Linked DNA regions of Homo sapiens: region 1 is linked to region 2. A link is a loop called in an ENCODE intact Hi-C map of the cell type or tissue named here. Cell type or tissue: dorsolateral prefrontal cortex. All regions are shown on one strand. Each heading gives the region's core, and the rest is flanking DNA. Links, peaks and the distances in the headings are about the cores only. Region 1 overlaps GDNF (glial cell derived neurotrophic factor). Region 2 has its middle 71 kb from the start of GDNF-AS1.

Evidence for each region. Hi-C counts contacts between places; a loop is a spot of excess contacts. Peaks named below come from ENCODE experiments on the same cell type or tissue, not always from the same donor. Only the 100,000 strongest peaks of a DNase experiment are listed, where the experiment ranks them.
Region 1: it touches region 2 in a loop (2.0-fold over the local background); 5 of 110 quality-filtered maps call a loop at or near these places.

The regions. Positions count from the first base shown.
Region 1 is chr5:37,804,261-37,820,542 of GRCh38, reverse strand. It overlaps GDNF (glial cell derived neurotrophic factor), which reads left to right. Exons shown (of 3, transcript NM_000514.4): 3 at 4,408-7,866. The coding sequence ends at 4,892. Among named protein-coding and RNA genes, the nearest start is that of GDNF-AS1, 27 kb to the left of the region's middle. In dorsolateral prefrontal cortex, for the core only: CTCF peaks have their summits at 3,262 and 3,467; a DNase peak (open chromatin) is centred at 3,472; H3K27ac peaks cover 2,155 bases.
Region 2 is chr5:37,760,845-37,777,288 of GRCh38, reverse strand. No RefSeq gene overlaps it. Among named protein-coding and RNA genes, the nearest start is that of GDNF-AS1, 71 kb to the left of the region's middle. In dorsolateral prefrontal cortex, for the core only: no CTCF peak of the experiment used is centred there; a DNase peak (open chromatin) is centred at 9,188; H3K4me3 peaks cover 504 bases; H3K27ac peaks cover 2,421 bases.

The sequences.
Region 1 (16,282 bases), core at 1-8,000, 49 kb before region 2:
CATCCCATGGGTTTGGACAAATTTGCTATGACGTGTATTCACTATTTACCTGAAATTCAAATACAACCAGGCTTTCTGTATTTTACCTGGCAAACAAAGCCTGTGACAAAGCCATGTGGTCAAAATGTCTTAAAAAGGGGAGAAAAATGTTTTTCAAGTTCTTCCAAGTATCAAGGGCTAAAAAAGAACACTATAAGTGCTGATTCAAATCCTTATGATTGTAACTCTAGTAATAAAAAGTTATATATCATATAGATTAATGAGTCTCTAAACCAGCATGATTTAAACTTCTGTGACTCTAATGTTTTCCTATTAGCTTATATTAAAATTTTAGTAATGTTTTACCCTCATTTCTGATTAATCTTCAGTTGATTGTTAATTGAACTTAACTTTCTATATGCCCAGGTTCCTAAATTAATGACTTATTTAGAATTCTTGAATAGAGCCTATGATGTGAGTCCTTTTGTAAAACAGAGTCTCTGTTTTTTAATTTGAAGACTCTTCTGTATTTTGATTAATCACTCCTAATAGATCTGTTTCATAAGTTCCGATTTATATACAAGCATGTTTTTTTTTGAAACTGGGCACATCTGTATTTATTTCCTCTTTAATAGCTTATTATTGAAAGAAATCACCAATAGCTAAAGCAGCTCATTTTTTTTTAAGTCAATTGTTTCTGTCAACCAAAGTGATTTAATGTTGTTGTTTTGTTTTGTTTTGAAAGAAAACTTCCTAAAGAAAGTTCAGTGAGAAAGCAGTACAAAGGAAAGGACAAATTAAGAGCACTCTTGGCCAGGCACAGTGGCTCACTCCTGTAATCCCAGCATTTTGGGAGGCTGAGGCGGACGGATCACCTGAGATCAGGAGTTCAAGACCAGCCTGGCCAACATGGTGAAATCCCATCTCTACTAAAAATACAAAAATTAGCCGGGTGTGATGGCGGGCACCTGTAATTGCAGCTACTTGGGAGGCTGAGGCAGGAGAATCACTTGAACCCGGGAATTGGAGGTTGCAGTGAGCCGAGACCATGCCATTGCACTCCAGCCTGGGCGACAAGAGTGAAACTCCGTCTCAAAAACAAAAAAAAAAAAAAAAAAAGAAAAGAGCACTTCCCTGGGCCCCCTTAAGAAAGCATTACTCAGGGACCAGAGAGCTTTAGGAGACCCAGGGGAGGTGGGCACTGAGAGTTAATGCTGCTGCAAAGCTGCAGAAAGCTGAGGAGGAAAGGTGGTTTGGAGACAGTCCTTCAGCTCTCTGGTGGGCAATGACTGTGCCACTCAGGGCAGAGTGGCTTTTCTGAGTAATGTGGGCTGTTTACTTTGGAGCATTTCATTTCATAACGATGCAGTTTTCAGCTAAAGTCCCAGAGTCCCCTTGAAAAATTAAGAACTCTCTTTCCGCCTAGTAAAATGACCCGACTCATTCAGCCAGCAGTTACCGTAGGCCTCCACAGCCTACTCAAGCACTTGGAGATCCATCAGTGAACAAGCAGGACAGAGTTCCTGCCTCTTGGAGTTGACATTCTTTTAGAGAAGACAGACTATAAATAACAACCCTAAGAAATCAGTTAGATGGTGTGTTAGAATGTAGCAAGAATTATGGTGGAGGGGGAGGCGCAGGGCAGGGGTATCTGGATTAGGGGCTGGGGAGGAATCTTGTTTTAAATAGGGAGGTCAGGTGGGACTTGTGGATAGTGACATTTGAGCAAAGACTTGAAGGAGATGTGGGACTAGCCACAGGGTGGGAGACATTTAATCTGGTATTCTTTGCCTACCTATATTGCAGGTAAAATGCAAATTGCTCTATAGGCCAAGGGTCCAGGCAGAGAGGGGACAGCCAGCACAAAGGCCCTGAGTTCTTGACTGTTTAAGCTATAGTTCTCAAGGGATGGTGTTGCCCCTAGGGGACATTTGCAATATCCAGAGATACCTTGATCTGTCATGACTAGGATGGGGGATGCTATGGGCCTTGTATTAGTCTGTTTTCTTACTGCTATGAAGAAATACCTGAGACTGGGTAATTTATAAAGGAAAGAGGTTTCATGGACTCACAGTTCCACATGGCTGGAGAGGCCTCACAATCATGGCAGAAGGCAAAGGAGGAGCAAAGTCACATCTTACATGGCGGCAGGCAAGAGGGCATAGGCAGGCAGGGGAACTGCACTTTATAAAACAATCAGGTCTCATGAGACTTATTCATTATTACCAGAATAGCACAGGAAAAACCTGCCCCTGCGATTCAATTACCTCTCACTGGGCCCCCTCCCACAACATGTGGGGATTATGGCAGCTAAAATTCAAGATGATATTTGGGTGGGGACACAGCCATACCATATCAGGCCTCTCCTGGATGGAAGCCAGGGATGCTGCCAAACATCCTACAGTGCACAGGACAGCCTCCCACAATGAAGAATGACCCAGCCGAAAAGGTCAGTGGTGCTGACACTGAGCCCCGTGTTTGAGGAATGGTAAGGAAGCCAGGGTAGCTAGACGGGAGGGAACAAGAAGAGAAACAAGAGAGGAGGTCAGAGGTAATAAAGGCTGGAGGAGAGGGGCAGCCAGGTCAGGTAGGGCCTTTAGGGCCAGTGTGGATTTGGGCTTTTTCTCTAAGAGTAACAGAGAGCTATTGGAAGGTTTTGAGCAGAGGAGGTTATGTTCTGCGTTTAAAGTATCCCTCTGGGTGCTGGGTAGAAAATAGATCGAAGGTGGGTAAGGGTAGAATGAGGAAGCCCAGTTCAGGGGCCACTGTGGTTATCCAGGCAAGAGGTGACAGGGCTTCAGCCAGTGTGGAAACAGCTTTGTGATTTCCGTGCAGCTGATCCTGCCAATGCTAAATTTCAGATAGCAACTAGGCATTCTACGGATTCCAATCACCAGTCTTTTCATTATTATATATCATATGTTTTATATATTACACACACACACACACACACACACACTCTACACACACGTGGTTAAGTTGCTTTTGCTAGATTTTGTTCTATAGGAGGGATACCTGATATATTTTAACAATTAAATAGGTTAGGTTTATGACAAAACAATTTGACATGGGTTAGACATAATGTAATCTTTCTATGCTTTAATACAATCTTGGCAAAAAACATTTACTCTTGCTGACAACTCTTCTTTGGTTTATTTCTCTAAGCCACTTAGAATCCTAAACATACTAAATGACCTGAAAAATGAGGTGAGGGGGGCATAAGAGGCCTACTACCCAAGAAACAGGTGTTTGGATTGTTTTTCCCCCCGTTTAGAAATTTATTACATTGTTCCATTAGTTATTTTTCTCTGCTGACTTGATTGGCCAAAGCAAACACTGAAATCCGGCAGAAAGCACTAAGAGACTGCTGATTTATACTTTCACCAAAGGTCTCAGACATCTTAGTGTCCCTGCATCCTTCCTCCATGTGATCTCCCTAATGAGCCTCTTGTCCTGCTTGCAGCCAGACAGTGGGAGCCATGTGACAGCTTGCAGCTGAGGCTGGACCTCACCCTTGGGGGCAGGGCTGCTTCTATGCACGAACAGCATCTCATTTCATTTATTGCTGTGATACATAAATGCCATTTTACTCTATCACTGGACTTTTTTGTTAAAGTCATGCTGTTCAAAGGAAGCGGTAAATTAGTCTTTTTGTTAGTAAAATATAAACTGTTTTCCTGTTCCTTTATGATTTTTAAGGAAATTTTAAACTATAGTTGCATTCCTGAGCTCTTCATTTGTTCTGTCAGAATGGTTCTTGTCCCACTCAGCCACACAGAATCAAAGCAAGTTTCAGGGAAGAGCACTCAGTATTCCAGATGAAGGTAGCCATAGTGGAAGGCCTCAGTTTTTTCACCCTCTAAGACGGTGTCTCTCAAAGTTTAGTGCGTGGATCTTTGGTGTGTGGATCTTTTACATTAGAATTCCTTGAGGCTTGTTAGAAATGCAGATTCCTTGGTCCCTCCCCAGACCAAATGACTCATTGTCTCCAAGGGTAGGGCCAAGAATCTGCATGGTAGTCAATATCCAGGGTATTTTCCTGCATATTCACATTTGAGAACCACTACTCTAGGTTGTGTGACTAGGCAAGAAAAATGCCCCTAGAAGATTGGCCAGCTCACAGCAAGCTCTGCATGGACTTGTTAAAAATGGTGAATGTTATTCAAATGAAAACTATGCTTCTAAGGATTTGTTTTCTTCGAGAAAGTATGTCACCACCACATTAGTCTCCTCTTCCAACTAAATCATCTTTCTTCTGTGCATTTTTGCCTCTGTTTTTGGGGATTACAGTGGTCCTATAGCTTAATCGGCTGATAGTTTTGCTGTGGGTCCAATTTTTGCTGACTTTAGGGGGGCACTTTGATCTTGAAGACGGCTTGAAATGATCATTTTGTCTCATGTGCCATTTTCTCTTTTCTTTTTGAACAGCAAATATGCCAGAGGATTATCCTGATCAGTTCGATGATGTCATGGATTTTATTCAAGCCACCATTAAAAGACTGAAAAGGTCACCAGATAAACAAATGGCAGTGCTTCCTAGAAGAGAGCGGAATCGGCAGGCTGCAGCTGCCAACCCAGAGAATTCCAGAGGAAAAGGTCGGAGAGGCCAGAGGGGCAAAAACCGGGGTTGTGTCTTAACTGCAATACATTTAAATGTCACTGACTTGGGTCTGGGCTATGAAACCAAGGAGGAACTGATTTTTAGGTACTGCAGCGGCTCTTGCGATGCAGCTGAGACAACGTACGACAAAATATTGAAAAACTTATCCAGAAATAGAAGGCTGGTGAGTGACAAAGTAGGGCAGGCATGTTGCAGACCCATCGCCTTTGATGATGACCTGTCGTTTTTAGATGATAACCTGGTTTACCATATTCTAAGAAAGCATTCCGCTAAAAGGTGTGGATGTATCTGACTCCGGCTCCAGAGACTGCTGTGTATTGCATTCCTGCTACAGTGCAAAGAAAGGGACCAAGGTTCCCAGGAAATGTTTGCCCAGAATGGAAGATGAGGACCAAGGAGGCGGAGGAGGAGGAAGAAGAAGAGGAGGAGGAGGAGGAGGAGGAGGAGGAGGAGGAAGGCAGCCATCATGGGAGCCTGGTAGAGGGAGATCCAGCTACAGACAACTGGACAGGAGAGAGAGAAAACAGCCCTCTGGATTCTCCAGGATGGCAGCCGATGTCACTAGAAGCTCAGGGCTGATGTTCCTGGTTGGCTATTGCCACCATTTCAGCTGATACAGTCCACCATCACTGATTACCGGCGCGGTTGCGGTGGATGCACTTGAACCAAACCAGTGTATCTCCTGTGATTTGTTTTCATGTGTCCGAAGACACCAGGGAAACAGAGATCCTGGTGTTGTTCCTTGTTATTACGTTTTACTGCTGAAAGTAAGAGGTTTATTTTTCTGTCACTCAGTGGAGACATACCCTGGAAAGGAGAGGGGAAAAAAAAAGCAAAGATACAAGAGATAATCACCTTTGCATTTGAAAGTTGAGGCCCGAGGTTTACTACAACCAGCATTTTTGCCAACGGTTGGTGATTGATTTCCATCACGGTGTGTGGGGTGGGAAGAAGTTGGCTAGGAACCAAAAAGGCTGTGCTCATGATTAAACACAAACCTGAAGGTATTTCCTTTATGTCCTTGGAAACAGGAAACGAGTTGTGGTTTTCGCCAGCATTCTTGTAGGAGAGAATCGGGGAAGGCCCCGAACTGCCCCCGGGCAGGGAGAGCCCCTCAGGCCTGTTGGTTTACAGAGAGACAGATGTTACATAACCAGCTCCGTTGATGCGTGGTCACCAGTGACCAGAGAAGCTACTCGATGCAATGCATCTGTTTCAGATACAGAAATATAGAGAAGATATTTATTGAAATTTAAGTTATTGTTATTTATTACCGTTCACTAATGAATTTCTCTTTTTTCCCTTATTTATTAAAGTTTCTTTTCAAAGGTGCCAAAGTATATGTGCTCGCAAAATGCAAAGAAAGGTGACAAAAGGAAATTTGAATTGGGAACAAGGGTCCATGCTTTTCAAAGTATTAAAAAGTTTTTTGCCAGGCAAAAATCACTTACTTTACCTTTTTAAGAAAATTTGTCATTAATTTTCCCCAGATTTCAGCATTTTTCCCAATTTTTATTTGTGGAGCATCTCAGGCAAGCCCCCTTTCCTGGAGCAGCGTGCAGAGACCACTGGCACTTGACTTTATTTCTTCCTTGCTCCATTGCTGAACAGAAATGTCGTGGGCTCCACTTCCTGTTGTCTTTAAGCTCTTAGTCCCCTCCACGTATACCTATCTGTACTATGCATAACCATATGTAGAAAAGGTTCAGTTCCTTTTAGTAGGTAGTCCTGGATTTAATGCTGACCTAAAAGTAATGTCGACAATGCTGTCAGGTAGCTGCCGTTCTACCGACTCCCTCCATCCCTGCCCACCCACTGCCCTCCCGAGAATATGCTGGCTGCCCAGTGCAGCCCGGGAGACACAGGGGCCTTCCAGAGGTAGGGTCTACCAGGTCCTGTACAACCCCTGGGCTGTCACCGGGGGTCAACAGCTGCTGCTCCTATATACCCAAACACCTGACAGCTCCCTGGGGAGCAGATGGCTGAGAAGGGTGCTGAGGAAGCCATATTGGGACCAGCCACAGCCACACACATGGAGCCTCATACTTAGGAGCGTGCTGCCTTTAAATGAAGGTGGTCGGGGCCAGTGCAGCGGCTCACACCCATAATCCCAACACTTTGGAAAGCCAAGGTGGGAGGATCTCTTGAACCCAGGAGTTTGAGACCAGCTTGGGCAACATAGGGAGACCCTGTCTCTACAGAAACTTTAAAAATTAGGCAGGCATGATGGTGCACACCTGTGGTCCCAGCTACTCAAGAGGCTGAAGGAGGATCACTTGAGTCCAGAAGGTCGAGGCTGCAGTGAGCTGTGATCATGCCACTGCACTCCAGCCTAAGTGACAGTGCGGTACCCTGTCTCAAAAAAAAAAAAAAAAAAAAAAAGAGGTTGGAGCAGGAGGAAGCATAGGGGCGGGAACAGCCACCTCCTCCATGCCCTAGATTGTGAATTTATCGGGCAGCCAACACATGTATGACACACTAGGCCCTGTATTACAGCTTGTTACGCATTTCATAAAAGGGATTTTCATTAAGGAGATAATCTATTACTACCTACCTTAGTGGCTACTAGTATAAAACTATGACAGATTTAGCAATTAAATGAAATACTGGCCTCCATCAAATAATCATAGTAACAAGAAGCAGCAGTTACCAGACATCTGATCCCCTTCCCCCAAAATACCCAAATTCTTCATGGTTCTGCCCTTCTCTGTCCTTTCTGCTCCCCTTGCTCGCCTGGGAAATGGAGGAAAGGCCTTCCCTCTCACACTGTCTTGGGATCTTGCTGAGAATTCAGACTGCTCGAAACAGTGACAAACCCCAGCCATCCAGTCATTCGTGGAGCACAATTTGGATGTGGCCCCAGGGGCATCTGTCCCATTCAGAGAACCTTGGCAGTGCGATGGCCACTGTTCCCAGGCTTCAACCTCAGTGACCCCCCCCAACAACTCCCCATGGAGAGTCCCTGCCCAAAAAAGCTGTAGGATCCAAGGGGTGTCAATAGCTCGTTCCCGGCATCACCTACACACCACAAGCAGGTTTTAATGGAAGCAAGTTGCTCCACCAAATCCACAAAAGGGTAAAGTTTGTGATTTTTCTTTATCATTGCGATCACCATCTGATACCGTAAGGAGTGCACTTGTTTGGAAGTTCTGACTTCTCTGATCTGTCTTGGTCGTTTGTGTTATAAAACCAAAGTTCTCTACAGACTTTATTTTTGTACAATATCATTTTGTAACTTTTTACAAATAAAAACTCATTTCTATTGCTCTCTGTACTTCTGTACTTCCTTGCATGCACTGGGCCAGGCAGCCATCCACAAGTATTTCTTAGGAATCACCCCCTTCTTACCACACAGCCCACTGGATGGTCAGTGGCCTTGCCTATCAACTCCCAGCAACCAATCACCCACTCAGGAGGGACAAAACTTGCAAAATTGTTCTTATTCATTCAACAAACCCTTATGGTGTGCCTACACTGTGCCAGGCACTGTTCCTGGCACCAGGGCTCTAATGGTGACCAAAGCAAAAACCGCTGTCCTCCTGGAGTTATTTTATTTGCGGGGAGACAGACAACATTCAAAAAAGTAAAATATGTAGTGATCCCTGTGTTGAGAAACGCTAAAAGAATACAAACAGGATCCTATAATATAGACACTAACAGGGGAGCTTGCTTTAATTAGAAATGACTTTAAGACCGAAGTTAAGAAACAGTGCCAACAGATCAGGAGCGTCCCAGGCAGAAGAAGCAGCTTGTATGAAACTGAGTCACGTCACAGACTGCCTTGTGACTATCAAAAGGCGGCCTTGCATGGTGCTCTATGGCTCTTCTGCATGGCCCCAGCCTAGGCTGCCCCATGGATGGCATTTGTGCTGCACTAGCCTTTGCCTGAAATGCCCCCTCTTCCCGATGCACGCCGTCCCTGCGTGGAGACTTGGTGGAGTCACGGGTACCAACCTGTGGGTTCAGGCATTCAGAGTCCTTCTGCCAGGACTGGCTGGAAGAGGCTCCAGGGTGGTGCTGAGGCCAGCTGCGTTTTCTCCAAGCCAAAATTCCAGTCCAAAGTCAGTGACTTGGAGCGGGAACATAAGATGGTAAAACTCCTGCTTACCTCCTCTCCCTTTTTAGAGCTATTTTCCCAAAGTGTGTCCAGGATTACTTACCCAGTGAGATGCTCCTCAAATTTAAAAAAAAAAAAAGGGAGGAGGACAGGATGGTTCTCTGATCAAATAACTTTGGAAAATACTGAGTTAAATAGCATCAACCCATGCTTTAAGGTTTAAAATATAACTGTAGAGCTTATCAGAGCCTTTATTGGGCCAATGATTGTTTCACAGTCCAGGGGAGGGTGTCGTGTGCAGAATTCCCCATGTAGACGTGACCATGGATCCATGGGTTCATTGTTTTGTCTTCTTTCTCATCACACCTGGTGACCACCCTGGAAACTATTTTGGGCCATCTTGCGTGTTCCTGTGAGTTTCATGGTGAGTCACGAGCTGTACTAGAGATTAATAAGAGGCAGAAACTACTGGGCAGCTCCCTACTGGGAGGGCACCCCTCCCCAAACACACAACACACACACACACACACACACACACACACACACACACACACACACACGGTATTTGGACCCTGGTTTCTTGCTCAGCATGAATAACAAAACGATTAACCAGTGGTCAACTTTAGAAACTTCCTTAACCAAGAAAAGGAGAATGTGCTGAGAGCTGGGAAGTCCCCAGCAGCCTGGGGGCGCCTGCACCTTGCTCCCCCGTCCTTCTTGGGCTGGTGCTTTGCTGGTCTGCAGCCCTGAGTGCGCGCCACCCCTCACTGCGATCCCCAGAGGGAAGGCCATGCTGTTGGCCTCCAGCTCTGAAATCCGCGCTGCAGAGAAGGGTGGAAGAGCACTGGGTGAGGAGCTTGGATACTGGTCCCGACCGCCTTATGTGGCTTGTGCCCATGAGATCATCTCAGGCCAACTTTCTGCTGTGTTAAGGAGGCACTCTGGGGGACCGTGAGTGTGGAGTGAAGTAGGTTAAAGTGAACTTTTAAAAGAATCAATCCATTCCCGAGATAGAGGTGGAAAATCAGAATTTCCTGAACCTACGTCTGAAAAACAAAGACCTTCCCTTCGAACACAAGATCCTCCGTTGGCCACGGCTGATGTACTAGCTGACACCAGAATCCCTTGGGAGGGGGAATCCTGTTGCCTCCACTCATAGTCCACCCAAGGAGGGGGCGTGGGTTTTAGCCGAGGGTCTATGGCTTTTTTCCATCAGGTAATGAAAAAGCCCCAAGGGTCTTCTTGGGACACACGTTTGTTAACGGAAGCGCTGCTGGAATCCCAGGCAATAGTTAACTCATCTTTAGTCTCAGCCTCACAACATCCTGAATGAAATGAAAACCAAATGCTGCCAAGTCATCCCTGAAAACAGACAGTTGGGGAAACGAAGGGCAAGCACACATTTACTCATATTTACTCATCTAAGACAAGGAATACACTGTCACGTCCCTGGCCACGGCAGCTGAGTGGGATGAAGATGGGACTGCAGCTGCAGGGAGGAGTCCGTGATACCCCGAAAGCGAGACGTGCAGGGAGAGGTGTGGAGAGAGCGCTAAAATGCCTCAGAGAGAGCCGCAGGTGGGATAAAGAGCCGGAAGGAAAACAAATCAGAAACAGCTACAGATTAGTGTTGCCAGAGAAAATACAGGACACCTAGTTAAATCTGAATTTCAGATAAGCACGCACAATTTCTTAGTACAAGCATGTCTCATGCAACATGTGGGACATGAGACATGTGGAACATACTCATGCCTGTTATAACAAATAATATATATTTGTAATTTGTCTGAAGTTCAAATCCAAGTGGGCATGCTGTATTTTAATTTGCTAAATTTGGTGAAAGTTACATTGGAGCTGGACCTTGCAAGTGAGTAGGAATCTGTCACGTGGGCCAGGTCAACACAGGCTGGGATGGACGACAGACACTCCAAGCAGGAGGAACAGTGCGACCCAAAGTGTCAAAAGGGCAGGGTGGTGGGCTCAGAGTGGGCTAAGCTATTAGACACAGCAAACACAGTGCCTAGGGGCCCAAAAACTTTTTAAACATTTTTCAAATCAAAAGAAAAATAAATATAACAATAATGCATATATAATAATTAACCCAGCTTAGATTGTACTTGTCTATAGCAATGCAGTTATATATTTTAATGGAGAAGGGGCCCACAGAGGCAAAAAAGCCCAGAGCCCATGAAGAGTCATCATGCAGCCCTGGGTGCACTGCTAACAGCAAATTTTCTGTGTCCTCTGCTTCCAGTTTCCTTCTAGTTTTCTCTTTTTCATGAATTATTAAAGCCAACTTTGTCCTTAAAAAAAAAAAATCCCAGCACTTTGGGAGACCGAGGCAGATGGATCACCTGAGGTCAGGAGTTTAAGACCAGCCTGGCCAACATGGTGAAACCTCATCTCTACTAAAAATACAAAAATTAGCCAGGCATAGTGGCGCACATCTGTAGTCCCAGCCACTCAGGAGGCTGAGGCACAAGAATCGCTTGAACCCAGGAGGCGGAGGTTGCAGTGAGCCGAGATAGTGCTACCGCACTCCAGCCTGGGTGACAGAGTGAGATGGAAAAACAACCCTTCTTTCCATTCTTCAAGTTAGATTGTTTTCTCAAGATATTTGCATTTACTTTCTACTTAGGGAAGCATAAACTTAAGGCCATGCCATTGATATTCCAATGCTCATTCATGATTTCTGAGAAGCGACAATATGAATCAGTGGCCCAAGGGCATGGCAACAGAGGGAAGAGCACGTCAGATGGAAAGTGGACGGGGTGGGCAGACCGTGAGAGGGATGGAGAGAAGACTTCAGCCTCCAGGAAACCAGAGAACCATAGAGCTGAGCAATGGTGAAGAAGGATGAGGTTTCAGAACATGTGGAATCGATTGTTTTAACTTGGGAAACTCTTTAAAGTGGTACATGTAGGGGATTTTAACCCACTCCCTGCTCACCTGCTCCGGGTCTGGGTCTCATTCATTTAATTAATTTCTGAGAAGCTATCTCCTGCCAGGGGAGAATGTAAAGATACAGAGACAATGCTGCAAGGGGCTCCCAGATTAGAGGGACAGAAATGGAGCATAAGAACGTGGGGAGGGGCAGCGATGAAGACGTGCAGTGAAGGGTGTCATGGAGCTCCCGGGAGGGACAAGGAATCCTGCTGACCCTGGGGAGCAGGGGAGGCGGGTGGGGAGGTCGGGGCGGGGTGATGCTATCAGGGACTACCTCCTGGAAGTGGCTGCCTAAACTATTAAAGGATGAGTAGGAATTTCCCAGAGAGGGCTTGAGGGAGGGGAAGGCATTCCAGGCTGAAGGGACACTGAGAGCTCAGCCGTGACACCCAGACACAGCCTGGGGTGCTGTTGGCTTGGGAAGGTGGAGATGGGGAGAGGACAGAGCTCTGGATGGCAGGGCGGCTAAGCTTCACTGGGAGGAATGAGAGGGGAGAGAGGCCTCCCATGGAGAAAGGCAGCCATGAGGTGGGGGACCAGGGAGCTCTGCTCTGCCAGGCTCCAAGCTCCTTGGGAAAAGGATCACTTTGGATCTTCACATCCACCCCCCCCTTTCAGACCCACCGCCTCTGCAGCCCCTCTCGAGCCCATGCTTTCAAGGCCTTGTCTGCACTGATCTCATTCTCCTACAGACTGGCCTACCAGGAACATTTGCTTCCCACAGGAGACTCAGTAGGACTGCAAGGCTGTTTCCCAAGCTGCAAGCGTTTCCCAAGCTGCCCGGTGGAACCCTAGGAAGCATCTGTGTAGGCTGGAATTCCTTGATCTTAAACATGGGAGAAATGTCACATACTTCAGTCCCCTCTCACGGAGCAGCAACGACATCACACATTCCATATGAAGCAAGGATCTGAGAAGGCCTGTGGAGGGAAGCCCTGTTTAATCTTGTCTAACCCAGCATCTCCCAATCTTATTTGACCAAGGAGCACCTGTTGGCATCTAACAGAAGTGTTCTGCTGGACAAAATGTGGAAAATGCTATTCTAGAGCCAAAGGAATGAATCTGTAACGGAACAATTACACACATCAGAATTCTTTCTGGCCAGGGGGATCTTCCCAACCCACCATTTGTGGAAAGGCACACTTGGCCAGAAGGACTCGACAAATGGCCAAGTTCTCTTTCACACATCATTTCTTTCACACATGGCACATCAGACTGGGCCAGTGAGCATTAAACACAGGCATGTTCACATTTCTTTTTTTTAAACATTTTTTAATTCTTAATTTTTGTGGGTATATAGTAAGTGTATATATTTATAAGGTAGAGATTCTTTGATACAGGCACACGATGTGTAATAATCACATCATAGGGTATCCATCCCCTCAAGCATTTATCCTTTGTGTTACAAACATTCTAATTATACTCTTTCAGTTATTTTTAAATGTACAATTAAATTATTATTGACTATAATCACCCTATTGTGCTATCAAATACTAGGTCTTATTCATCCTTTCTAACTACTTTTCATACCCATTAACCATCTCCACATCTCTCCCACCATGTTCTCATTTCCCCCTGAGCTTGAGCTGAGATGACCAACCCTCCTCCCTCAGCCTCACTCTCCACCATCCTCTACCCTCACTCCACCTGGCTGACCCTGCCATGGCACAGTTGTGGTCATCATTAGTGCAGTTCACTTCACAATTACAGATCCTGTCCATTTCTCGGCACATAGTAAGATTGTATGTTTCAGTTCCCTTGTGGTTGACTGAGGCCAATGATTGGCCAAAGAGCATGAGCAGAAGTGACCAGTGAAATGTGACATTCTGAGCCTTGTGTTTAGTGGACATTATGAGATCCTCCAAAGCCTCTTTCTTTTCCTCTGAGACAGCAGCTGGCAATATTCAAGATGGCGGCAGTTCTGTCTACTTCAAGTGCTGATGGTAAACAGAGCCCCTCTGCCAACCCACAACAGGCACAGCACAACGTGGTAATTGAGGAATAAACCTTTGTTATTTTGAGCCACTGAGATTTGGAGGTTGTTTGTTACTGCAGCCTATATTAGCCTATTCTGACAGGCACAAGCTTCTATTGTGAAGAGGTGCATTATGGGCCATGAAGAGAGCAGTCCCGTAGAGATGGGGAAAAAAGCAAGCAGAGAGGCCCAAAATGATGGGGGAGCGGGAAGAAATAAAGCTGAAAAGGCAGCCAAGATCACGTAGAGTCTTTCCGGCCGTGGTGGCAATTTAGGATTTCATTCTGAATCAGACAGGAAGCCATCCGAAGGTTTTAAGACAAAGGGAGACAGGATCTGGGTGTGTTTTTAAAGGATTATTCTAGCTGCTTTGTTGAGGACAGACTGTACAGGGGCAAAAGCAGAAGCATGGAGACTAGCTAGGAGGCCCAAGTGAGAATCCATGTGGGTGATAACGGTAACTTGGACTGGGGTGTAGCGATAGCAGTGCTGACACAGTGTACCCAAAGATCAGGCATAAGGAGGACAGGAGAGAAGAAGAGAAAATGCATCATCAGAACAGCACCGAGGCTGACGCCCGTGCAGTGATATCTCTACGAGGTGAAATAGGGAGGGTTGGTGTCTCATTCTGGATGTTCTCTGCTGGGAAGGTAAGAAAACAGACCCTCTCTCCTGACATCCTAACTCAGGGTAAGGCAGGAACCAGTGCAGGGCGAGGATCTGAGGGAGCCTGCCAGCCCGAGGTCTGGAATGCCATTTAAAGTGCATGCCCGGTGCGTTGGCTCACATTCCGGGATGAATCTGCCACCGCTCCCTCTGACAATGTTTAGCATGAAATAAAAAGTATGGCTTTCAAATGATACCACGAGGAAGATTCTTGAGCAAATATGGCCAAAGTTTCTCTGCAGAATGTTCTCGGAGGCTGGGATTCCAACCACCTCCAGCCTTCTTTTTCCACCCAGTCCTTCCCAGTCCTGCAGTAAGGTTTGACCAGACCACGGCATTGGCCTCCTCACAGGGTTACCTGATCTTGCTGCCAATCAAATCACTCAGACTGCCAATCAGAACCTCCACAATCTGTTCCAAACAAAACTTTTCTCTAGTTCTTGTTTGGTTTTTGTCCCCGAAATCTTCCTTTTACACCAAAACTCAACCCTTCAGTCACTGTGGATGTCCTACAGAACTTCAAAATACATGTTGAGCTTGTGGCAATTTCTCAGTGTTGTACCCTTGCCCCAGCCATTTTCTCTGCTGGAAATACTGTCCCTCACATCTTCAATGCTCCAAATACTCCCGTGGCGGTATTTATCACTCACTTAACTGTGATTCTATAGCCAAAGTGCTTTATGTGTGGGTCAGGCTGATGACATGAGAACTTTTTCTTTTAGATTTTTTTTGTAGATATGTAAATAAGTTATGCACCGATCTTATGATCTCTGCTAAGTTGAGGGGCTCCTTGAGTGCAGGAGCAGGAGCCATGTCTGGCTCACCTTTAAATCCTGAAGAGCCCTGAGCACCTGCCTCCTCATTTGACCAAGGAGCGCCTGTTGGCATCTAACGGAAGTGTTCTGCTGGACAAAATGTGGAAAATGCTATTCTAGAGCCAAAGGAATGAATCTCTAATGGAAGAATTAGGTAGCAGATGCTCAGAAAGCATCTGTATTTGTCAGGACTTTGGCTTACAGCAGCAGTCTCCAAACTTTTTAGCACCAGGGACTGGTTTCATGGAAGACAATTTTTCCATGGACCAGTACTGGTCTGCGGCCTGACCACTGGGAATCCCTGGCTTACAGGTAACAGAAACTCAACTCAAAGTGCCTGAGACAATGAAAGGAAATTGATTGGTTTGTGTAATGGAAAAGTCCTGGGGTGGATCTGGCTTCAGAAAAAGCTAGATGCCAATTACCAGTTGATGTTATGAAGAACAGCCACCTCTTCCTCACTCCCACTTTCCTGTTTGCCTCTGTTGTTGGCTTCATTCTCAGACTGTCTTTCCCCACATGGTAGCAAAGATGTGCAGTGGAAGCTACAGGCTTAGAACCCACTCTCAAGAAGAACTGTGTTCCTTACTTGACAATTCCAGCAAAAATCTTTTGGGAACTCTGATTGGTCAACTAAAGCCAAATGCCAATTTCTTGACCAATCACTATGGTGTAGGGGATGGATAATTCTGTCCTAGGCACATGCCCACCTCTGATGCCAGCAGGTGGAATGACCTCATCCAAACTGCATGGACTAAGAACATGAAAGGTGAGATACTGAAAAGGAAATTTAGGTGCCGTGACCTAAAGAAGGGATGAGGGATGCCAGGCAAGCAAGAACAACAGATGTCCCTAACAGAGTCCTTTTTCTGTGACAGCACACTACAGCAAAACAAATTGGCACCTCTTTTTACAGGTCAACCTTTACAACCATCTGCTCAAAGAAATTAATGTTCCCATCTTGGCTGACTTATTTGGCCATAACAGCAAGTTCACATAACGTTCAAACAGAGCAGTAGGGAGTAGGTAGCATGGTTAGGCATAATTGGGAGAAATATGAATATTGGCATTTCAGTTTCATTTTACAAAGAAAAGAAGCATTGGATGAATGGGTGGATGGATGTCTGGATGGATGATTGGAGAGATGGATGAATGAAGCAGTGTTCTATTTATTTAATTTTGCCATTATATTTAGATTAAAATCCTGTTACAATGGACTGCAT
Region 2 (16,444 bases), core at 5,481-13,480:
AAGTGGGTTTGTCCAGGTGAGCATGAGGAGAATGAGCTGCAGAGCAGTAGAAAGAGCTCCGAATGAGCCCCGCAAGCATTGGGTCATATTCCATTCTGTGTCAGATGGACACAGGGCAGAGGCAGGGCCAGCCTCCTGGAGCTGACACACACCAGCCCAGCCCCTCTCCTTGCCTCTCGCCACTCTCCTCACTGTGTCACTTTTTCACCCTATCCTTAGCTCCTGCCGCCCAGAAACTTTTCTCCAGATGGGAGGACTGGCAATCATCTCCTCTCCCTTGTGTAATCAAATATCTCACCCTGAAGATATGCTCAGACTCCCTGGCCTCCACTCAGCCCTCCCTGTTCACAGCGCGGCACAGCCAGCCAGCCAGCCAGCCCACAGCCCCACCAGTTTCTAATTAAAACCCAACAAGTGTTTCTCTAGACACAGAACGAGTTCTTGGAGGAGAAACAACGGGTTCCTCTAAGGTTGGCCTGCAGGTCTCACATAGATAAGCTGTCCATGAAGGACATACAGGCATACAGGCTGGTTGCTGGTTTCCAAAAGTACAAATATATTTTATTATAATTATTAATTATTACTATTATCATTTTAGCTGTCCTGCTACCTGAGGCTGACCACAAAGAAATTAACTTTGCCTCTGGAATGGCATTCCATAGATGAAAAAAGAAATCCCATTATTTTCATGTGTTGGAGCTGCAAAAAATAAAAAAATAATTTCCTGTCTCCCTTAGGTTGTAAAAATTTACATAATCCTCTCCACATTGATGCATTCAGCAGCATGCTATGGAAATGTAAACATTTCTGAAAATAAAACAGCTTTTATAATTAAAAGTTTGTAAAAACAAAACAAAACAAAAACCCCAACCCCAAAGCCATCTGTGATTGAACACATCCCCTGCCTTGGGGTCTATCCTGTATTTTCCTTCCCCTGAAGACAAGAATCGTCCAGTCCAGAGGTCACATGCAGACTTCATCCCTAAAGGTGAGGGTGATATTCAAAATATTGAACAATCCTTTTGGCCCAGGACAAGGTCTAATCAGAAAATGGATGTTGGACCTAGCACTACAGCAAGGAGCCGGGAGGCCCTACAGTGCCAAATGCAACCTTTTTATAGCTAGTTTGTAAGGAACTGCATTGGGGAGATGCTATTGCGGAATGGCCTCCAGCATAGGAGACACTAAGGAAGCTCAGGGAAACTAGTCACCAATCAGAACAGACATATTTCACCCCAGTACACACCCACTAAATATTGGCCCTGCTGAAAGGGACCAGACAAGAACCAAGGTGAGAGAAACAAGCTGGCTGAAGAACTGATGGTCTACTAAGAGGGCAGCCATGATGTGGTTTTAATCAATTGCTGCTAGACCTTCTGATTTCTCATGAGAAGTTAAAAATCTGTATTTTATTTGGCAGATAATGCACATTAAAAGAAAATACCATATAAGCCAAAGGTTTGCCCATGGCCATGTTACAAACTGGGGCATAGTGCAAGATCAGTGATCAAGAGGGTCAGGGCCATCTGTATCCATGGCCACCACAAAAATATGAACCCATCAAGGTGTTCCAAAAGCCCAAATTTCTTTTTTTTTTTTTTTTTTTTTTTTTTTTTGAGACGGAGTCTCGCTCTGTCACCCAGGCTAGAGTGCAGTGGTGTGATCTTGGCTCACTGCAACCTCCGCCTCCCAGGTTCAAGTGATTATCCTGGCTCAGCCTCCCAAATAGCTGGGACTAGAGGCACGTGCCACCACGCCTGGCTAATTTTTCACATTTTTAGTAGAGACGGGGTTTCACGGTGTTAGCCAGGATGGTCTCGATCTCCTGACCTCATGATCCACCCGCCTCGGCCTCCCAAAGTGCTGGGGATTACAGGCGTGAGCCACCACGCCCGGCCCCAAAACCCCAAATTTCTTTCCACCCTCACAGCTCCTGCCATGGTTCAACTCACCTCATGCTTCACCTGATTTGCTGCAGTAGACTCTAAACAAGTGCTCTCACAGCATCATGGATATACTGTTCTTTTAAACATACGCCTCCTATCGTAATAATTTGTCTACCTCACTCAGAGGCTTGTCTTGCTCATTGCCCTATCTGCAGGGCCTCGCATAGAGCTTGGCACCCAGTAGGCACAAAAACAGAAAGAAGGAAGAAAAGTTTTATTCAGTTACTTTCAGTCCCTTTACTATCCTGTCAAACAGTGGCACCTAATGGTGGTATGTGGTACTGCAACCCAGCTTTATTTGACTTGAAACATGCTGACTTAACCAAAGGGGAAATAAATAAAAATGTAAAATCTACAGATTTCATATCATAGGAGAAAGCCCCACATTGGAAGATGTAGCAAAGGCATCTGTAATAGTCATGGCCACCATATTAACTCTTTCTTTTCAACTCAAACTACTGAAGGGGTTTTTAAAAATTATAAGAACATAGCTCTAATTCTTTAATAATTTTTTAGAAAATAGAATTTAAATTTTAGAAAGCAGGTCTGTAGGCAATATCTCCTATAACATTTTACTTCTGAAAATCTGTGTATTTTTTAGGTCTCAGGAGTAGCTCTTAAAAAGATATGGCCCTTGGCTGGGTGTAGTGGCTCATGCCTGTAATCCCAGCACTTTGGGAGGCTGAGGCGGGTGGAGCACCTGAGGTTGGGAGTTCGAGACTAGCCTGACCAACATCAAGAAACCCCATCTCTATGAAAAATACAAAATTAGCCAGGCGTGATGGTGCATGCCTGTAATCCCAGCTACATGGGAGTCCGAGGCAGGATGATCACTTGAACCCAGGAGGCAGAGGTTGCAGTGAGCCAAGATCATGCCATTGCACTCCAGCCTGGGCAACAAGAGTGAAACTCTGTCTCAAAAAATAAATATATATGGCCTTTGTTTCACAATAATATGAGTGGTGTATGTACTACTGCCAAACTATATATGCTTTAAAATATTACAATGGCAAATTTTATGTGTTTTTTAACACAATAGAAAATTGTGTTATATATTATATATATTAAAATTATACATTATGTAAATTATATATTATATAAATAAAATTAATATATAATTATATACATTAAAATATATATTTAAAACAGAGAAATGGTCCTCAGCCACCCTTTGTCTTCAGAGCTCCTTATAACCTGTAATGAAGAAAGCTGGCACCAAAACAAGATAAAGTAGAACAAAAAAAATTTGAAATGAGACCCACATCCTTGGTCCTGGCATTCCATGGTCTAGTCTTGATAACAGCTTTGGGGATAATTTGTTTCTCTCTAGTTTTATGATCTCATTCTGCAGGCATGTTCATTTATTCAGTAGGTATTGATTGAATGCCTACTCCTGAGGCTCTGAAAATATCATTAAAATACAATACCTGTCCTTGACTTACTCTAAATCCAGATTCTAGTAAATATACTTCCAATATACTTGGAGTTCGAAGCAGAGTAGGTGCCTGCTAAGGCCCAGGCTCTCTATAATTCATCAGTCCTTAGCAACTTTCCTATGCCTGGTCATAAGATCATGAACAGGCCACATGGGAACCCCAAGACTGCTTGTAGCTAGACATGCCCATCCTTTCTTATTCACTTCCAGGCACTAAAGCACCCAGTGTCACCATATTAGCTTTTTCCTTGCCATGCCTTGCTGTGACTACAAGAGGTTTTGGGCTTTCTTCAGGTAGCAAAACAAAAGCTGAAAGCAAAATGAATGGTGGAGGCAGTGGGCATCTGTATATGCCAAATGAGTAAGAAAATAAACATAACCCACTCCCAATATTTTTTTACAAGCCATGAGGCCTGTAGTTTCTGTACCCCTGGAAATGTCTCATCCCCAGATGACTGGATCCTAGAGAAGGCATTCATTCATATATCCCTAGCATTCCCAGTGGCTTTGTAGGAGTTAGATTGAATGATATTAGACCCAGAAAGTGCAGAGTAAGATTATTCATGTTATAGATGAGGGAACTGAGACTCCAAGAGATTAGTACAATCTCACAAGCTCACAGCAAATTATTGGCCAAGCCTGGACCAGAACTCAGGTGTCCTGACTCCTACCATAATCTATGCCACACATGAGATACCCTCATTAAGAGAAGGAAGGCAGACTATCCAGCTATAGCTGGTCCAATTCAGGAAGGGGACTCTGGTCACATAAAAGTCTTAAAAGTTTTTCTTGGTGATTTTAATGTCATTTTGGTAAATCTCTGGATTAAGGTAATAGTACAACCCCTATATCCACTAATCAGCACCAGCAGCCACATGGTACTCTACGGATTTTATACAGAAAGGCAGGACAGCCTGCCAGGAAGACTGCCAACCTGGTGATTGGATGGTGTTCCAGTCCCAGTTCTAGTGCTGTAAGAGTTTGGACAGAGAAGAGAGCCAAAAAAGGAAAATGTCAGGACCAAGTTCAAGAGACCCCTCATAACAAAAGACCACAACAAAACTCCTTGGTGAGGCCTTCAAGCACCCTTCTCCAATGGCCAGTTTAAAGACCAGGACCCCAAACTTAAGTTCAGCTATCCAGTCAATGGGATAATGTTGTTGCTGTTGGCTCTGGAACATATCTCTGTGCCTCAGTTTCTTCATGAATGAAATGATTTACTGTGAAATGATATTGAGGTTATTGTGAAAATCAAAAGTTAAAGTGAAAGCTATTGTTAAATTATATCTAAGTTTAAGATAGCACACTTTTTAAAATCAACATTACCTCTATTATCATACTGTATATTTTCCCTTAAAACTGAAAGCATGGGGGTGTTTCATCTTATAGGCAGAAAACCAGAGGATCAAGAGGTCGCAGTGGGGCCAAGAGTGTTTCAGTCTTCCTAGATCAGCCACACTGCCATCAAGGTCTGGAGGGCACCTGAGGCACCAAGGGTCCCAAATGCATTGAAGCTCAGAATCAGAAGAAACACGAATACTCTGTATTGTCTTGAGCAGTATTTCACAGAGCAGCATCCATGACCTCCTGTTTCAGAGTCAACCAGGACAATTGTTGCAAACACAGATCCAGGAACTCTCTGAAAGACTGGGGATGGGGCCCCGGATTCCATATTTCTAATCATTCCCCCCAGATGACCGATGCAAGCTAACATTTTAGAATCTGCTTTGCCTCATATCTGATCGCCCTTTTATGTAGAGACTCTACACTGGAAGACTGAATCCATAGCGTGTCTTTATCCAGAGAGCTTCCCTCCAGGCAACATTCTTTCAGCAACTTGTAAGACACCACAAGCCATCAGAATGGGCTGAATGGAGAAGGATATCACTGATGGCATTTTGGATTTCAGAAGGGGGAAGGGTCCAACTCCCATTTCCCAAAGAAAGACTGCTTCAACAAATGACTGAGTGAGAGGTTAGTAATGTAGCCATGACCACAACTATGTTCCACCCAGACAGATGCTGCCCCTGTGCATGACTTACGCCCCAGTCATGGCTTTGCCTTTTGCAGGGTCTCTGGCCTGCATTCTTCCAAGACCAGATCACTTTCCCTGATCCTGTATTTGAGGGTTAACAAGATATTTATGAACAATGCCCATAAAACACTGCCTTGGGAGTACAGAAACTCTTGGCTTCAGGGTCAGCTTAGCTGCACCTGCTAGTTTAAGTCCCAGTGCCTCGGTTTCTTTAGAAACAAAACAGACACTCTCTGGCTGTCCTGTCTGAAAGGAGTGGCCAGGATAAAGAGGCAGGATTTGCAGAAAGTTAAGTGGTGCAGGGGAGAAATCTCAACCCACATCAGATGCCCTTGTGCGAATTATGCAATCTGGGATTTAGGTGAAAATCAACATGCATTCTGCCTGCCGAGGCACTCCCAGAGAATAGAACTGACAGGGAGCCAGCTGCCCCTTCTAAACTGACACAAGAACTTCCAGCATTTCAGCACTTGGACTTGCACGCTCTACTCCCTCAGCACAGCCCCATGTCCCTGCACAGTCAGTACCTTTAGTCTGGGGTGGCCACTGCCAACACTATACAGCAGGAGAGCATGGGGGAAGGAAGTGGCTTCAGCAATCACTGTTGGGACACACCAGATTTTGTATGCTGCCACCTAGGTGTTGGGGGCAAGCCCCTTCTCCTGCCTTCTGCACTTCCCTCTCAGGCGGTCCTGGGAGATTTCTTCATTTGATGTTTACTCTTTGCAAAGCAGTCTTGAAATTGTTGGCAGTTTAAAAAGAGAACAGAGAGAGTACATTCAAGAGTGATCTCTCTCTACTCAAAATCCTTAAAAATCTGAACTCTTTAGTAAGGCCTCTAAATATTTGCATTCTCCAATGTCTATTTTTAAAAGAACAATCTGAATCTTAAATAGATGTCTCAGCTTAATGGAAAGACTCCAATATGACTAACTATAGCTGGAAAAGTTATCAAGATAAAATGAAGACACTGATTTCAGTTTCCCTGGATTGTCTTTGAAAAACCTATGGGTAGACAATCCAGGTCTACCTTCAGGAGTCATTCAAACATCAGCAGAAGGCAAACCAAACTGAGAGGACTAGGGGCTTAGTCTAGAACTGCTGGCAAATTCATTGTAGTGAGGTCAAATTTATGTTACAGTGGAGTGATTTATGTATATTTTATTGGCCCTTTGCATAACCATAATAACTGTCTCTTGCTGAGCATTTACTGTGTCTCGGCCATTGGTTAAGTTTTTTTTTTTTAGATGAATTATCTCATTTAACCTGGACAACAGCCCCCAAGAGTTAAATATTCGTATCTCAGCTTTATAGATGGGGACTGTGTTGGTCAGCTCAGGCTGCCATGACAAAATACCACAGACTGGGGGGCTTAAACAACAGAAATTAATTTCCTCACAGTTCTGGAGACTAGAAATCCAAGATCAAGGTATCAGCAGGTCTGGTTTCTCCTGAGGCCTCTCTCCTTGGCTTGCAGACGGCCACGTTCCTACCGTGTCTTTACGTGTTCTTTCCTCTATGTGCATACCCACACCTGGTGTCTTTTCTTGTGTCCAAATTTCCTCTTCTTATAAAGACACCGGTCAGATTAGATGAGGGGCCACTAACAGTCTCATTTTAACAAAATCACCTCTTTAAAGGCTCTGTCTCCAAATATAGTCACATTCTAAGGTATTGGGGTTAGGGCTTCAATATGTAAAATTGAAGGGGACACAATTCAGCCCTTTACAGGAACACTGAGGCTCAGAGCAGTGGAACAACTTGCCCAAGGTCACACAATACAGGGCAGAGCTGGGATCCCAGCCTAGACCTGTCTCTTTCCCAATCAGTGATCATAGGACACTGACCCCAAGTACAACAGAGTTAACGGAGCATTGGGCCAGTGTCAATGACCTTGGTTATGGTCCCAACTCTACTATTAACTAACAGTGCATCCTGGCACAAGTGGCTGACCCTCAGGGCCCCCATTTTCTCATCTGTAAAACACAGGACTCAGACTAGTTGATCTTCTGCATGCTCTCCATGTCTAACAGTCTCTAATTATAGCTTTGTTCTTTCACATAACTCCACTGCTTTCTCTATATTTCATGATACATGCTTGATCATAGCTATGACTTACAGGATGCTTAGTTCTTGACTTCCTTGGCATCCCATTTGCAACATTGTTCCTATAGGTAAAATAGAATCTGCTTGACAAGTGTCTTATTTGACACAGCACACTTTATGACATAGTTTCCAAGGCATGTGGAGACAAAGGTGAGAGACTTCTTGTCAGACATCTCCAGAGATAAAAGGAATAACATTTGCTTTTTGTGCTGTTTTGTCTTCTCATTATTTACAGCTCTGTGATCCTCAGTAAAGGAGAACTGAAAGCTGACTGCACATAAATTAAAGGAATAACGTTGATTGTTGTTGACCGTTTACAATAAAAAACATCTTGGAAGATGCAAGGAAATTCAGTCACAGCTAGTTGGGACCTCACATCTGGCCCTGAAGCAGATTCACAAGTCTCACCTCCAGGCCACACTGGCAGGCGAAAGAGAAAGTCAACATGTGTGATCCTCGTGAGGTTCAGCCAGCCTGGAGCTGGATAAAAGAAAGGACATGGTACCTGGGGTAGACCAGCAGGAGAAAGGCTCAGGGCATAGGCTACAGGGCACAGGCTTCCAGGAGGAGCTGTAACTGTTGGTGGACACTGAGCAGATAGGGTTGCAAATTTTTAAAGTGAATAAATAGATCTGCAACATGTTCTTCAGGACTCAGGTGTTTCAGATCAAGCACACATTATGCTACAATGTAGCATTTCTAAGAAATATCCTGAACAGGCCAGGCACAGTGGCTCACACCTGTAATCCCAGCACTTTGGGAGGCCGAGGCAGGTGGATCACCTGAGGTCAGGAGTTCGAGGCCAGCCTGGCCAATATGGTGAAACCCCGTCTCTACTAAAAATACAAAAATTAGCAGGGCACGGTGATGTGCACCTGTAATCCCAGTTACTCGGGAGGCTGAGGCAGAAGAATTGCTTGAACCTGGGAGGCAGAAGTTGCAGTGAGCTGAGATTGCAACACTGTACTCCAGCCTGGGTGACAAAGTAAGACTCCATCTCAAAAAAAAAAAAAAAGAAAGAAAGAAAGAAAGAAATATCCTGAACCAGAATTTCTGAAATGCCTGCCTACTACTGCATTTGCACAGTCCTCTGAAAAGACATGAAGTCATAAGAACATTTATTTTATTGCTCACAAGGTGCTTTTACACTGTGACCCTCATAGCAACCCCCAGAGTCACTGGCCTCCAAAGAGATTATGTAACTTGCCCAACCTGGAATTTGAACCCAGGTCTCCTGACTCTAGAGTTTTTCTCTATACTATGTATCTCTGAATAACAAGACTAGTTTCCCCAAAGGAAAAAAAGCTTTCTTATTTTTCAAACAAAATAAGGGGAAGAAAACAGTCTCTGTACTTGGGAGGCAAGATTACTGCTGGTCATTTGTCATGGTTGACTTGCTATTTTTATAAACAAGAGGCAATCGAGTCAAAGGGAAAGACCATTCGGTACCCAACAAAGTGAACACAATACGTTATAATACTGGGGAGAAACAAGGACAAAAAAGAAAAAAAATATATCAAAATAGCCTATGAGAAATACAGAAGACAACTTTCCCATTGTTCTAAATTTGGAAAGATTTCAGATGCTGTCACAGTCAGCACCATAAGAACCATTGTGTTGAACATGATGGCCAACAGTGAGGCCAACAGCAGCTAGAGCAGGGTCCCAGTTGGCTTCATGAGAAGCTGAATCAACCAGGACCAGAGCCCCCCACCCAAGACAACCTTAGCCAAGTCTTGGATAACCTACTTCCACATTGGATGGCAACCTCTCAAACGCACAGAACCAAATTCTCCCTATTGGAGCATCTTCTCTGCTTCCACAATGATTCTCAATAATAGGGCCGATGCAGACTTGAGCTTGTTTTCTAAGAATGTGCCCTTCACATACATTCATTGAAATAGTAATAAATAATCTCAGGGGGCAACAACTATGTTAACATATAGTTGTTTCATGGTTTGCTAAGTCCTTTCACATATACACTCTCTTATTTGAAACATAAAACACCCTTCTGGATGTAGGCTGATTGGTATGTTAACACTGCCCTCATTACACAGATAAAGAAACTGAGGTTCAGGGTTCATGTGACTTTACCCACAAAATTACCAAATATCAATGCAGAAACATGAACCCAAAACTTCTGACTTCATATTTCATGCTACTTCCAAGATATCAGCCATACACTAAGTAAGACTTCTTGGTTAATGTAGCAAATATTACTCCCTCATCTGTTTCTTTTTTGCCTGATGAACTTGACAGATCTGACGAGCAGCACCAGATATCTGGTCACATCAGTACTGTCAGGCAGATATGAGGAGAGAGGCCAGTTGTTACCAGCCACCCACGCTTCAAAGTTACTTTATAAAAGCAAAACTGTCATCAGTTATTCAGCCATAGACATCTCAGAGTTTAAAAAAAAAAAAAAAAGCTGTGAGGAAGACTTACAGGCTTGTAGCCTCAAGGAGACTTTGAATTAGAAAGCTACAATACTGGACGTCTGTCTGTCCTGAGGATGTGGGGTGGGCAGATTAGACTAAGTTTGGAAGCCACAGCAGCCTGGGTAACCACTGCCAGGCGAGTTGACCAAGGGGAGGCGGGCAGCAACTCTACTGACTCAACAGAACCAAAAGAAAGAATATTAATTTTTTCCTGTAGCTATAATCTCTGGTTGACCCAAGTAGTTCATGACAGTCTTCCCATCCTACAGAATAAAATCTGTCCTCTCACCCCTAATCCATCAAGAAAAACAAAGTGAACACATGGCCTTAAGACAAGTTCTTAATTCGTTCATCCTCAGAAGATGGAATAGAAAGACACTCTGGACACTCAAAGTGTAAAATGAATTAGCTGCATTAGAAATTGTATTAGTTTTCTATTGCTGTGTAGCAAATTACTCCAGAACGTAGTGGCTTACAACAGCAATCATAACTCAAGTCCATACCGAGGGAGAGAGGGGAGAATTGTAGACTTTGATGTTGAAACTTGAGGATCTTCTTGTGATTTTCTCTTTTTCTCAGCCCTTCGTGAACTGTGGGGATATGCAACCTTAAAAAGCTCCATCTGGATTCAAGTGTTCCTCGCATCTTGTTGTTAGATGTGTTAGTTTCCTAGGGCTTCCTTAACAAATTACAAGGAACTGGGTGGCTTAAAACAATAGCAGTTTATTCTCTCGGAGTTCTGGAGGCTAGAAGTCTGAAATCAAGGTGCTGGAAAAGCTAAGCTCCCTCAAGAAACTCTAGGAAAGAAGAATCCTTCCTTGATTCTCCCTAGCTTCCAGTGGTTGTAGGCAATTCTTGGAGCCCTTGACTTGCAGCAATATCACTCCAATTTCTGCCTTTATCTTTACGTGGTCTTTTCCCCTCTGTGTGTGTTTCTCTCTGTGTCTCAGTGTCTTCACCTGGCCTTCTTATAAGGATCCCAGCCATTGGATTTAGGACCCACCTTAATCTAGTATAACCTCATCTTAATTTAACTAATTGTATCCGCAAAGACCTTGTTTCCAAATAAGGTCACATTCTGAGGCTCTGGGTGGTGTCAAATCAAATTTAGCCTAAAGCTCCATCCCTAACATATATTAAGTTCAGCCTAAAGGTTTCTCTGTGCATTGTGAACTATAATTTAAAGGGAGTTGTAAACAGACTGCAGTCTACTCTTGTGCCAATCACCAAGTTTTGGCCAATCAAAGGTGGCCAACTGTTCAAACCGTGTACAATTAAGGCAAATGCTGAGCTGTAACCAATCCGGCTGTTTCTGTACCTCACTTCTGTTCTGTGTGTCACTTTCTTTTTTCTGTCCATAAATCTTCCACCACATGGCTGATCTGGGGTCTCTGAGCCTACTATGGCTTGGGAGGCTGCCCGATTTGTGAATCGTTCTTTGCTCAATTAAGCCCTTTCAAATTTAATTCAGCCAAAGTTTTCCTTTTAACAGATGGCATAAGAAGTGGGATCCGAAGTAAAGCTTCCAGTGACTCCTGGGAGTGCTGGGTGACCAAGAGAGGTACCCACCAGGCACATTGTGTCCATTGCCCTCTTGCAGCAACTGAGGATGGTGGTAAATTCTGTCTCGGATTCCGAAGCTCCACAGATTTGTGTTTTGAGCTCTCTGAATTTCTTTGAGCAAATTTCTGATCCAAACTGGGTTTGGGAAGTAGCAACAGAAACTGGACTGGATCCAGGATCGGATGGGATCTAATTATTAACTGGCTTGGATCAAATTAGAGGCTTCCTCCATCTGACTGGGTCAGAAATAAATGGCAATATTGCAGGAGGTATAAAATTAGGCTTTGGAAATTTGCAGGGATTTTTGTGTTCTACCCCTTTGTTTCAGTTTTCTTGCGTGCTTAGGTAAGGAAAAAGTCATCGGCTAAGTTGATCAAGGGAACCTGAAAGCCAAAGCCAATATTTGAGGTAAAAATGGAATCCTTAATTTATGAAAAATTGAGTTCCTTCTGGCTTATATATGCTTAAGTATTAGGCCCCACAAGCAGCAAAGTCTTACAGAAATGGTGAAATCTTACTAAAGATAAGTTACAGTGGAACATTCCAAATGAACAACACTGCACTGAAGTGCATTTGAAAATGAGGGCTTCCAAATTAGTCTTATGTAGGAATGCCTATTAATATGCAGAGGCTCCTAAAAAGATATCAGTGTTTTTATTTAAAGACTTTATAAAAAGCTTAAGTGATAATTGATTTAAAAAATTAAATCTGCTAACGTTTTGGCTTCGTTACTATCCCACCCCAAAGGTGGAAAGATAGCTATCCTACATAGGGTGTTTGTAAAAGGTAGACCCCCTCTGGTAAAATAGGCTTGCTTCCTTTTCAGATCTATCCATGCTGAATCCAGGCATACTGGATTGGCCATATTCCTTAATGTGCTCCACCTGTTACCCTGAACTAAGTCATTTTAGCTAAAAAAAAACAGTAGCTACGTTAAAAAGAACACCCTATGAAACTAAAATACATCTTTCTGGAATTTAATTGGCTATCTTGAAACTCTTTTATTTATTTATTTATTTTTTTGAGACAGTCTCACTCTGTCACCCAGGCTGGAGTGCAGTGGTATGATCTCAGCTCACTGCAACCTCTACCTTCTGGGTTCAAGCGATTCTCCTGTCTCAACCCCCCAAGTAGCTGAGATTACAGGTGTGCACCATGACATCTGGCTAAATTTTGTATTTTTGGTAAAGATGGGGTTTCCCCATGTTGGTCAGGCTGGTCTTGAACTCCTGGCCTCAGGTGAGCCACCCACCTCTGCCTCCCAAAGTGCTGGGATTACAGGCATGAGCCACCATGCCCGGCCTTGAAACTCTTTTGTAAAATAAATTTATAAACAAAAATCTCCATTTTTAAGGATGTCTGCCTATGTACATTACAAACTCTTACCATTCTTTTAAATTTACATAAGAAATGGAGAAACCCCATCTCTACTAAAAATACAAAATTAGCCAGGCGTGGTGGCGCATGCCTGTAATCCCAGTTACACAGGAGGCTGAGGCAGGAGAATTGCTTGAATCTGGGAGGCAGAGATTGCAGTGAGCCAAGATGGCGCCATTGCACTCAAGCCTGGGCGACAAGAGCGAAACTCCGTCTCAAAAAAGAAAAAAAAAAAATCATACCTTTGTTTAAGGTGCTTTTCTGCTTTTCACATCTTAAGTGAACTTTTACTTCAGCAGGTTTTTTCTCCCCTTGGTTTAAGTGATGATAAAATATTTAGGCCTAAAATCTTAGGTCTGCGCTTATGAATTATAATTTTTTTTGTTCCACCTAAGAGTTGTACCTATAGAAATGCAAATTTATTGCCTAGTTAACAATTCCTTAGGGCAATGAAACTGGTTATTGGAAGACTGATAGATAAGGAAAATAAAAACTATTTAAAAGCCAGCAAATGAAAATCCTTTACGAGAGCTATAAGATCTTCTTCTATGTGTTTCTATGTCTATATGTGTTATGTATATGTGATATTTGGTAAATGAAACTAGTTTTTAAATTGTTGGCAAAATATAAATGGTTTCAAAATTATCAGTTAAATATAATTTGATACTTGCTTGATTTGACCGTGAGCTTATGTCTTTGGTGTAGAGTCTCTGAATTCAGGGGTCTGGATAGGTGGCCATGATGAGGTCTGGAGACATGTTCTTAGAGCCTAGACCAGCAGCCACACGCCAGAATCAAGCCCAATATGGCCCCTTCTTCCTCTGCTTTTCCTGTTTTGCCTCCTGGCTATTTTGGGAGGGATTCGGTCGTCCAGGTAAAGTCTTCACAGCTCTGTCTTCTGTCCTGATGGACTCAGACAGGCCCTGATCTTCAGAGTCCTCCTGGGTGCCACGTGGCTACTTGGGACCTAGAATGGCTGGGTGAAGACATTAGGGAAGCTACCGGTGTCAAAATTCTTTTCAGTAATTTAAAATCTTAGAGTCATGTTATGTTAAATTAAGTAATATATAATCATATAATGTCTGAATCATCTGTAAGTTAAGATACTGAAATGTTATTAAACATGAGTTATACACCTTGATAGGTTATTTTTATATGGTATAGAAAAGCTAAATATACTTAGATATATTAATAAACAATAATTAGAAGATTTTTTTTTTTTGAGATAGTTTTGCTCTTGTTGCCCAGGCTGGAGTACAATGGCACGATCTCAGCTCACCGCAACCTCTGCCTCCTGGGTTCAAGCGATTCTCCTGCCTTAGCCTCCTGAGTAGCTGGGATTACAGGCATTTGCCACCATGCCCGGATCATTTTGTATTTTTAGTAGAGACGGGGTTTCTCCATGTTGGTCAGGCTGGTCTTGAACTCCTGACCTCAGGTGATCCGCCCACCTCAGCCTCCCAAAGTGCTGAGATTACAGGCATGAGCCACTGTGCCCGGCCTCGAAGAACTACTTTTCTACAAAATTTAAAAATTTTTTTATCTACAAATACTGATATAAAACAGCTCAAAATTACTTTCTAGGGTTTTCACTAGAAATTACAGCTACTAAGAGTTAAAAACTACTAGATATGAGAGAAACAATTCTGTATACAGAGTATGTAAGCAAAAGCAAAATATGCATTTCGTGAGGAAAGTTATAAAGGCATAAAAATGTATGTTAAAAAAATTGCCTGGTTTAAAACTAAAGTTTTCAAATTGAAGGAGTAAAAAAAAGATAAAACAAGATAGTACAGCAAGCTGGGGGAAATGTAAAATGGAAAGGTTTATGGAAACCTTGTGGTTAAAAGATGACGGATTTGATAAATTTATTTATGAGGTTTTATTCAAATTAGTTTTAGTATTACTATACTAAAACAAAAGTAAAATTTGGTGTTCTCTTTTAAACAAAAATTTTGTGTAGTATTAATAAGACACAGCAATATATTTTCATTCACCTTTTGAGTAAACTGCAAAAAGGAAACAAGGAGACAGTAAAGAAGAAGAAATGGATTCTGTCTCATGCTGTCTTAGGTCTTTTGCTTGTTTAGAAAACTGAGTCTCCTTTATCAAAGAGTACAAGTTTTTGTTTTTAAAAATCTTTTAATTATGACTTTGGTTAAGTGAATGATATTGTTCTACGATGATCTGTGATCCTATTTTGGTCAAGTATTTTAAACTTTTGACATATTTGTCAAGCTTCCCAAAACCAAACTTTGGCCTCAAAATTAAGTATTTTTTTGATCTCTAACTTTGGTCCCTGAGGCATCCAAAAGAGAGCTAAACAGGATTATTTGACATGTTAAGTTACATGGGAAGCACTGTCAAATAAGAAATAATGATTAGCCTTCTTCAGGTTATATTTTAATGAATGTTATAAATATATGTTCCAAAATTGTATGGGATTTCTAAAATTCTAATATGTCTGAGTATATGCTATAGATCATAACATGGTTAAGTTATTATAGGCCACAGAAATAGTCAAATTTCTTTGTCAATTTTTTTTTAACTGACTGAAGTCATTTCCACAGTTAATTGCTTAATTTTGATGCAGTTTCTAAAAACTTCACAAGCATGCAAAATCCTAGAATATGATGTATTTAAGGAGGTTCATGAAAGGACGGAAAGGACCCTGAAAAGCACTCTTGAAAACAAGCTTTGATAACTTTAGAATGATATCTTTTGGACTGGGTAAGAATTCCTAGAACTTCAATGAAAAGACTGACTGGTTTATAAAACCGCTAACCCAAGCAGAACAAAAATTAATTGAATACCAAGGAAATACTTTGCCAGATTTTCATGCTAAATCAGCCAATACTGAAAATGTTTAGATATACATTTTGAATGAACTCCATGGTCTAAGTCAAATTACTCATGATAACCCATCGGTTATCAGTGCTATGCACCTAAATTGGAGAAACAACTGGTATTCAAGAAGACATAAGTTCAATGTTAAGGATGGACTCATGGAGAACCAGGATGACTGCCTTATCCTTCCTGAGTCCTTAAAGCTTTTGTCATTAAAAATTCTGCATTCCATGACTCATCATGGAAAAGATAAAGTAATCCAAATTAAATATATGTATCGGTGTGATGATTTCTAAATTGTCAAAATAGTTTATGACCAGTGTTTGGTTTGTCAAACCCACATTCCTGGGAAGACAATCAAAACTTCAGATATATTTTGCTACCTGATTGTCAAACCCATATTCCTAGGAAGACATTCAAAACTTCAGGTACATTCTGCTCCCTGATGGGCCATTTAAACATTTATAGAGGGATTTCATTCAATTGTCATTTTCAATGCATGTTTTCTGGTTGTATAAAAGCTTTCCCATGCAAGAGGGTTGATGTTATACACTAGCTCATTATGCAACAGTGTATTTTCACCAGGTAAAGAAATCTTTTCATGCTTCACTGACTGAAGACAATCAACACCTTCACAATCTAGAATGCAAAGATTGGATCTCCTGAGAACATCAGAGAAAGACTGCCCTTGCCATCC